Regions from separate parts of the Mus musculus genome. Here region 1 is linked to region 2. A link is a loop called in an ENCODE intact Hi-C map of the cell type or tissue named here. Cell type or tissue: heart. All regions are shown on one strand.

Region 1 (5,000 bases), 410 kb before region 2:
GGTCTTTTGAAAAAGCAAGGCAGTGTCCTTAACTGCTAAGTCATCACTCTAACGTTCTGAAGTACTTTTTAAAAGGCTGTTGTACAGGAGAATCCAGTTGGGGAAAGTGAAATGTTTAGTGATTTTGTTATTGTTGTTTTCTGTCCTAGCTTGCTAGCTATGAGCAGTAAGAAAAGCCTGTTCAGCCAGTATTTAACGCACCCTCCTTTCTTTGTCTTCCATAGGGCAACCCTTACATGTGCAATAATGAGTGTGATGCGAGTACCCCTGAACTGGCACACCCTCCTGAGCTGATGTTTGATTTTGAAGGAAGACATCCCTCCACATTTTGGCAGTCTGCTACTTGGAAGGAGTACCCCAAACCTCTCCAGGTTAACATCACTCTGTCTTGGAGCAAAACCATTGAACTCACAGACAACATAGTTATTACCTTTGAATCGGGGCGTCCAGACCAAATGATCCTAGAGAAATCTCTCGACTACGGACGAACATGGCAGCCCTATCAGTATTATGCCACAGACTGCCTCCATGCATTCCACATGGACCCGAAATCCGTGAAGGATTTATCTCAGCACACGGTCTTGGAAATCATTTGCACGGAAGAGTACTCCACTGGGTACTCCACGAATAGCAAAATAATCCACTTCGAGATCAAAGACAGGTTTGCGTTTTTCGCTGGACCTCGGCTACGAAATATGGCTTCCCTCTATGGACAGCTGGATACAACCAAGAAACTCAGAGATTTCTTCACTGTCACAGACCTGAGGATCAGGCTGTTGAGACCCGCCGTTGGGGAAATATTTGTAGATGAACTACATTTGGCACGTTACTTTTATGCGATCTCAGACATAAAGGTGCGAGGAAGGTAAGAGAACACATGCCCATCTTGAATTGGTGGGGGACGGGGGAGACCATGTCCAAAAATTATGCCCACAATTATAAAGTGACTTAGGTCCATTTTTATTTCCTGATTTCTGAGGAGCACCACTATGCAAGTATATTCTCAAGGCATTTTGAGACCCTTTGGCTCAACAATGATTTGTAAACCCACATTAGCTGCTACTCTTTAGGCAGTCTCTAGCTTTTAAACAAAAGAAAACATAAGTATCTTACTGGAAGCAACAACTCCCTAGGCGAGGTGATGCTAAATTCCTCAACATAGTGAGTGACGCTGGTTGCTCTGTTTAGAAGATTAAGAGAAACAAGGTTATATCTTGCATTTCCCATTGCAACCAAGAATCCACCCTGCAGTGTTAGACTCAAAAGCCATCTGAGAAGTAAATCCATTTCTTTAAGACTGGTAACATTTCCTTTTTAAAGGTTTTGGACTCTATTGTATTAATCAATATTTTACATAAAAAATAGGGATTTGGGACTCTTAATAGGTCAAATACAGATGGTCGAGTGTTGTAACATCAGTGGTTATAATCAGGAATACCTGGTTTTAGAAATATATATATATATATCACTGTAATTAAGTTACAAAGAATTTGAAGCTGTTTGAATGAAAAACTCCAATAATGAGAACAAACACTACCAACATTGAGATTTTTCATTCAGCAAGGCATGATGGGAATGGAAGCATGCTGGGTAGGAAATAAAGAAATATAAGCAAAGAAGTAACCATTTCTAAACTGTGAAGATAGACGAGGGTAAGTGTGTAAATGGTATACCTGGCATATAGATCTGAACAAACAATGGAATGAACCCACTTAATCAGGCTTCATGCAGTTGGCTGGCCTTCAGATTCTCTTAGGTCTATCTAGTCCTCAGCAACTAGAGGTGCTGAGACTCTGGCCCTTCAGAGAGTTGTCTGCCTGCCACAGGCTAATGACTAGGCATTTGTTGCTGTTGAGTGTCAGAATGAGAAAAAAAGAAGCAATGGTAAACCTTACTTAGAGAGGCATCTAGGGTTTCAGGATGCTAACTGTGGAAAAAAAAATAACATGAATTTGTGGCTGTCTCCTCTGATTTGTGCTGTGTTCCTCGTGGCCAGTGAAAAGTCTTTAGCTATGGACCCTACTGTCAACGTTTAACCAAGGTCTCAGTGATGGATGATGACAATATCTTAAAAGCAAGTTAATATTTTTGAGAGATTTATGCCCTGCTATATTGATACCCACACTGAGCTTGGGTCCCCTAGTGTTAAGAGAAGTATGCATGGATTAGCAGGAGATTATGACAGGGCAATGAGTTGCTGTCTTCTCAGACTTGACTCTGTCTGGTCACAGTTCAGAGACAACTTAGTCAAAGACTATCAATTTCAAATGTGATCCTATTTATTCTTTTTTGTATATGCTATATGAAAATGTTTAGTATTTTTAACAATAGCACACCAACATCAAATGACAAATAACTCAAAATGACTAAAAGAATAAAGCTCAAAATTAATAGCCTGAGATTTATGTGATTCTGTTATATTAAATTCAGCTAGGTCAGTTTCTGGCAGTTTGAAGACTCTTTCATGTATAGTTGAGTTTCTAGAGATCACTATACCCCCAAAACTTTGATTTGGCCTTGTCAGAAAGGCAACCTTTCAGAGGTTTACAGTTATGAAATAACCGGTGTCAGAGCTTATTTTTGCTGTTAGAAATTCATTTTTCTATTCTCTGATTCTTTTGAAAGAAAGTGTAAAACACGTTTTCGAGCTAAGGACAGCTTTATGCATGCTCCATTGGAGTTAGACAGGCCATCTCCTAAAGGTGGCACGCCAAGAACGCTGAATCCCTCTAGACTTCTCACCTTTCTCTTAAGCCTCTCCTTAGCAATGACCTCCAGCTGCTTTTCTTTGGCCGTGAGAGTTGAGCTGGACCCAGATTCTATCAAGCTGCCTTCCCAGAGTCTCACCTCTACTGTCACTCCTGTTCACCAGATAGCTGTGAGCCTGTGAGAAGCAGCTGGGCAAAAAAGAGAGGTCCAGTAGAGGTGAGGCTCTTCCATACGGTGCTGCTCTGTCACCTCCACCCTCTGTCCAAATTCCTCGGGGCAAACTGATGCTGGCATGTACCGCACTAGGCACCAGATGGCCGGAGTATTTTTAGTCCTGGGGGAGGGACTAAAGAAGCAAGGCCTGATGGCTCCGGCGTGTCTCCAGCTTTCAAGTTATGTAAGAAATATTTGCTTATGATGGAATCACTAAACAGATAGCTGAGCAACGGTGGCTCTTGAGACCTCCCGGCATCATGATTATTTTCCCTTGAAAATTTCAGGATTAATGCCCTTTGTTATCTCTCCCTTAAACAACAGGTCATCTATACAAAGTGTGTCTGCTAGTAGATGATGTCTAAGACAAAGTTCTAAATTTTCCAAAGTATAAGCAAGGTCATTTTTCCCATACCTTGCCTTTATCATCAGCCCATGATCACACAATCACAAAATCTTATGTCTTTACATGTCTGTATCCATGAATAATAATGATATTTTTCTGCTTGCTCATTTCCAATACCATCCAAGCATTATGTAGGAATTTATATAAATTATTGTATAGAATTTGGATGGAGATCAGATATAAATGTTTGCAAAACAGGTAACAGATTGTGGTGGCACACCCCAGTAGGATTTGCTGGAGGCAGAGGTTCAAGGCCAGCCTGGGCTACACATTTTGCCGGGCAGTGGTGGCACATGCCTTTAATCTCAGAACTTGAGAGGCAGAGGCAGGCAGATTTCTGAGTTCAAGGACAGCCTGGTCTACAGAGTGAGTTCCAGGACAGCCAGGGCTACACAGAGAAACCCTGTCTCAAAAAAACCAACATATAAATACCTTAACATATTAAACTATGAAATGGAAATAGTTGAAAATATATAATGTACATATGCATATGTAGGTTTTTTTTTTTATCGACAAGTGTTACTTCACATAAAAGCAATGTTTTGACTAACGTTAGGTTAATGGGTCATTTAGGCTCTTCTTACCATGTGATAGATCCAGTATCTATTGAGCTGATGACAAAAATAAAGATATTATCATAAAATGCATTTCTCTCTTGCCACATGCTTCTTCTGTTTTCCTTTGCCTCTTCTCATTGAGTATTTATTAAGATAATAGAGGAGGAGGAGGAAGAAGAAGCAGCAGTGCTACTGGCAATCTCAGCCACGCCATAGTACTTACACTGTTCAATAAACCTAATAATCTTCACGGGCTAATTCTGACTTATGGCTGTCCTGCTTCAGTAAATCAGGGTGATTTTCTCTAGTGAATAATAGAGGAGTTCGCTGCGCCAGGACCTTAATTAAAGAGCCACTCTCTTAGTCTTGATCTCATTTTAATTTACAGGGTAATACTACAATAATATCACTAATGGAAGGTACATTAAAGGGCATCAAGTAGCATTAACTGTATTAAATTATGGTACTTGTGTTAATTAACTGCTGAAGCAAGATGGTTCTAATGGCCAAGAGTTCGTCCAGTGCATAAATAAAACGTACCCAAAGAAGAGGTGAGAGGGGAAATGAAGAGAACATGTTTGTTCTGAACATTTTTTTCCCATACAGACAGGGGGTTAAATTCAAAATTCATTCAATATATAATGTTCAAAATGTTTCTGAGATACACAGAGGGAGGTTTAGGTTTTCAAATACCATGTTTCCTTCTGAGCATTCTTCCCACAATTAAGTTAATTAAACCTGAATACTTGTCAGATGCAGTGTTCTCTTTTGCTTCTTTGAGGTAAGATTGAGGAAGTAGTGTGATTTATTATAATAGAGTTTTTTTTTTAAATCTGAAAGATAAATGAGCATTTGGTAGTAAGCTCATTTGTTTTTGAGATGTATTATCAGCAAGGTATCTAACTACTGGCTTTGGACATAAGATAATAGAATTTCTCCTTTAACAGCATAAATAGGAAGGTAGACTTGACGGAAATATTCAAATCTGATCAGCATCTCAGTTTCTTGTCTTTTAAAGTACATTCATAACAGAAACTCCTACCCTTCCAATGCCGTGAATTCTGTTCTCATGCCATGCATTGCCTACTCTTCTTCCACAGGCTGGCTAACACAAT
Region 2 (5,000 bases):
GTAAGGATATATATTAAAACTAGTAATTACAGGAAAAATTTCTCCTTATAATTAAATTTCTTGAGGCACTAAAAGGTAAAGACTGAAAGTATTTCTAGGCGAAGCAAGTCAAAGGGAAGATTTGAGCTCCCTCTTTCTTCTTGTTGAAGAAATTCACCAGCACTCTTCTCAGAGACCAGATGACCAGCTCACAGTCAGCCCTAGCATCCCTGAACAGAGCCTTTGTCCAGCAGCCTCTAGCAGAGAGCGGCTCCTCTGACTTACCAGTGATTTAAATAGTAGACACAATGGACTCTTAAATGTAGGCTGGGGAGATGGCTCAGGAGGGGCGAGCACTTGCCGGCCAAGCACAACCACCCAAGTGTGAACCCTCAGCACCCAAGGAACAGCTGAGCAGGGGTGGCAGCCAGCCTTCAATCGCAGAGTTTGGGAGGCCCACAGAGAGGATCCCACAGGTAAGGTATCTAGGTAGTCTAGCTAAATCAGTGAGTTCTGGATCCAATTGAGAGCCTAGCTCAATATAAAGGGCAGACACTAAAGGAGATAAAACCTTTGGCCTACACATAACACACACACACACACACACACAGGTACACATCCAACACACACACGTTTGTGCAAGTACACACCACACACACAAATAAATTTTAAAAGTAAAAATACTCACAGAGCCATTTCAAACTGTTCCAGCCATTTTTTCTTTAAATCTTTTGTTTTGCAATAAAATTCTAACCCATTTTGTCCTTGGGTATGGATGAGGTAGAAGCCATAAGACCACTGTGAAAAATGAATATTCTTCAAGTTAATGATTATCACTTGTTAAAAACATATTTTCAGATTCACTGGAGCACCGGCATAGCCATGCATACAAAACCTTATAGCTAACAGCATTAACACTGACGACTGTAACAAACCTCATACTGAGAAGAAAATCAGTTACCAACTTCATATTGATGAGAAAATCATTATTACCATATTGATCAGAGGAACTGGAAATGGTCAGATCAACCAATCATTGGGTCTGTCAGGACCCAATCATAGCTCACAGGAACCTGTACCAAAATCAATCTCTGAAAATTCAATGCCTGATTCAGACAGCAGCATCTCACTCTAATGGACGTATGTACATCTGGCTCCAGATTTTGCAGGTTCTGTACTCAAATATTCAACAACTGCAGATGAAAACAATATGAATTGCATCTGTACCAAGCATGTACAGACTTGTTTCCTTGTCACTATTGCTAAATGATACGGTATAACAGCTGCTTACAGCAACCCAAGTATTGTCTTAGGAATTACAAAGAGCCGAGAGTCGCTTTAAATTATGTAGAAAGACATGCACAGGTTATATGTGAACACTAAACCATTTTATATAAGGGCCCCAAGTATCTGCAGATTCAGGTGTCTGCAGTGGAGGGAGGAGTCTAGATACCAAGGGATGATTATATTTGAATATTCAAAGCTCTGCATAAATTACTGTCCATTGCCACCTCCCCAGTAGTCACCTTTTTATTCTCTTTGTCAGTGGTAGGGTTGTTGGCTATCTTGTACTGCTGGAGATCTATTATTTCCTTCATCTCGTAGTTATCGCCTTTCCTTTTACAGACAATCACTGCCAAGTCGAATAAGAAGATATGCCTGTAAAAGAGAGAGTGTGGGTGACTGACAGCAAACTGTTTGCAAGTGCATTTTTTTTTTTCCTGGCAAGATGTGACTGCACCAGCCAAGCGTTCTTCTGCATTAAGGGCCACAGGCAGGGCCACACAGTAGAAACTGTAAGGAATACAGGCTCACAGGATCATCACTGTCCTTCATGGGGCTCAAGGAGAGATGCTGCCATTCCACCCCAGCTCCCCTCATTTGAACTTAAAGGAAGGGAGGGAGCATTAGAAAAGCAATCCATACACTTTAGAGTCATTGAAAATACTCACTAAGATAGGCCATAAAGCTGCTCATGAATAATTGCTCTCTTTTTATTTCAATGCTAAAATCTCAGAAAAATATTCACAATCAGGACAGTAGATCTTCTACAACCGTAATAGCAATCAATCAAAAGCCTTGAGAACTGTTCGTTCCACAAACAAGACATAAAATAAATCCCCTGGGTCCCCACCCGGGTCGGAATTACTCTCATCCTGGGTGTGCAAACCCACGCTGGAGGGGCGGGGGCTTGTATGCAAATTGCCAGCAGTTACACTGATGATCCATACAGAGTAAGATCGCACCCAAGCTAACTTTAGAACCTGTGCCTTCACTCCTTGTGTTCGGTGTCACAATTTAATGGGTCACCTTAAGTGTAGCTTGGGTGTAAGAGAAACTGCAAGCCAGGAAAGTGATGGTTAACTTTCTGTGTTAATTTTTTTTTTCCTTATTAAAAGCAATGTTAATTGGGGAAGGAAACGAATCTTCTAACCTTATCCAACTGCAATAAATGTGTGCTTTTTAAAACTCTCAATGATTAACACACTTATTCTTAACCAATGATTGTGACAATGACACATTCCCAGTGTTCAAACACTTTCCTCATCTTCAAAGTCAAATGTGTGGCTCCTGAGAACTAGCTGAGGAACCCGGGTATCAAGGTGGAAACAAGGGTCAATGCTGCCCCCTGCTGGTAGACGTTTTCTTCTACAAAGAGTCCGGGGAAACAATCGCCTGTCATGACAGAGAATAAAAGGCCAAGAGTACTAAGGATATTCAAGGACTCTGCCTAGAGGTCTCCCTAAATAAAAATACACTGCTAAACAGTTCCCATTCTGCATTCCTCCCTGGGATGATTTTTATTATTTTCAGTTAATTTCCAAATGAGTCTTTTAAAACAGGCAATCGTGGCTTTACGGCAATCGTCTGGTGGCGTTTCATGATTGAAATGCGTCTTATTTTCGAACATTTTCATTTAGCACCTAAAACCTTAGGCAAATCAACAGAGTGCAGGCTAGAAAGAGAAGTAATACATGGGACATATGTTAGAAAAGGTAAGGGACTGGTGACTGGCTGGCCCCCTGGCCTGCACACCGCCACCTGTCCTAGAATACCTGACTGAAGCCATCATTCCTGGGACAGCAGCTACCACCGTGAGAGTGCACCTGCCACTCACCTTTCTTGTTTTGTATGCTTGTCCAGAGTGGTTATTCGGATTTCACCGTCTCCCTGTGGTCGTCCAAAGAGCAAAACTGGCTGGTTCTAAAACATAGATACACCTTTAAATAAATCTTACGTGTGTGTCTAACCCTTTCACAATCACATAAAAACAGAAGTAAACACCGGGAAAGACATTCTCCAGGACAATGGCCCTATCATGTTGCAATTGATATCATTTTTATTTATTTTAACACATTCACTCTTAAGTGCACAAGACTTGGATACAAGGTAAGATTTGAAAATCAACCAGTCACTACTTCTACACAGAACCTTAAACAGGAAGTGAGCAGACCTGGATCTGAACTGAAAGCCCCGCCCTCCTGAGGACTAGCTTCTGTGTACCACAGGGTATCGTTCAAGTCTCCAAAGGAAGGCAGCAACCAATAGTCTAGCCAACAATGATGCCTATGAACCACGTTAATAACCAACATGCCACAATAGCCATAGGAATACAGGAAGAACTGGCTCACATAGCTTGTCAGTAACTAAGAGCTCTCTAAAAGGACCTAAGGCCCGCTCAACAAGAAAAAAATCATGCCTGGTTCCTCAGGAGGGCGGGGCTTTCAGGTCAGATCCAGCTCTGGTCACTTCCCTTTTAAGGTTCTATGTAGAAGTAGTGGCTGGTTGATTTTTAAATCTTACCTTGTATCTAAGTCCTGTGCAGTTGAGAGTAAATGTGTTATAATAAATAAAAATGATATCGATCCAGGTACCCGGAGTAGGAAAGCCATGGATGTTGAAGGAGAACTAGCAACTACTACCGTACTAAACCAGCTTAATCCCTTACGGCCTTCTAGGTAGATGTCCTTACACTCACAGATCAGTGTACGCCTCATCCCTCACCCGGAAAAGTTCTCTTTGCAGCAGAGACATTGCAGAGAGGCACGGCCAGTGAAAACATAGAACTGTGGAGCACAGTCCCAACTCATCTGACTACAACACACTCCTGCGCCTTGGGCTAAGGAACCATTGCAGAAGAGACAGAAAGATTATAAAAATCAGAAGAATGGTGGGTTTGCTGTGAGGTTGTGTCTCCTAAATTATCAGAGAGGCTATACCCGAGATGTTTCAGCATCATGTCTTCCTAAACATGAGCTGAACAAGACAAACAGACCTGCTGATGTGAAAGGGGAGCGCTCACAAGGTCCCAAGACTAAACAACAACAACAAATAAACAAAACACAACTACGGGCAACTAAGAAATGCTGAGACCAGGAGAAATAGTCCTTTTTAGGTTAAAAGCACATAAATTGGTTATTCACTACTAGTCAGCCCTAAAAATATATACATAAGAGTAACATTATACAGACTGAGCAAGATATATTCATACAATAATTAAAGAAGAAAAGGAGGTCAAGAATTTGAAAGAGAACAGGATGGGTTACTGGGAAGTGTTTGACAGGGATAAAGGAAAGGGAGAAATGATGTATGCAATTACAGTTTAATCTCAAAAAAAATAAAAATATTATTTAAAGGGGAAAAATGATACTAATCACTGAAATGATACTAATCACAAGAAAATTACAGTAAGTGATATTTGTCACGCATGCAAGGTGGAGTGAGGCAGCCTCTATGTTCATAGAACATACCATACACAGGACACAAATGTTCACAGCAGCATGGAACTGCAGACACATAATTGTCCCAAAAGCAGAATCTAGGAAGAGGGGATCCTGAAGCTCCCTCCTTGAGCCAAGAGTTCCAGGATGGAATTTTATGATGTAACAATTCAATGATACATTTCCACAAAGGCAGGAACACAAAATAGTTTAAACTATTAATGAACACTTACAGTATTTTTTTAAGGAAAAGAGAATTGACGGAAGATTATCAATGATACCTATGGATTTCATTCTAAT

Evidence for each region. Hi-C counts contacts between places; a loop is a spot of excess contacts. Peaks named below come from ENCODE experiments on the same cell type or tissue, not always from the same donor. Only the 100,000 strongest peaks of a DNase experiment are listed, where the experiment ranks them.
Region 1: a loop joins it to region 2, with 3 times the contacts of the local background. A loop is called at or near these places in 2 of 42 quality-filtered maps.

Annotation. Positions count from the first base shown.
Region 1 is chr3:109,930,434-109,935,433 of GRCm38, reverse strand. Ntng1 (netrin G1) reads left to right here. Exons shown (of 8, transcript NM_030699.2): 3 at 225-865. Among named protein-coding and RNA genes, the nearest start is that of Gm25681, 69 kb to the right of the region's middle. In heart, no CTCF peak of the experiment used is centred here; a DNase peak (open chromatin) is centred at 3,003.
Region 2 is chr3:109,524,052-109,529,051 of GRCm38, reverse strand. It overlaps Vav3 (vav 3 oncogene), which reads right to left. Exons shown (of 27, transcript NM_020505.2): 13 at 3,098-3,183; 14 at 1,506-1,638; 15 at 668-777. Among named protein-coding and RNA genes, the nearest start is that of Vav3, 190 kb to the right of the region's middle. In heart, a CTCF peak has its summit at 2,617 (motif pointing left); no DNase peak of the experiment used is centred here.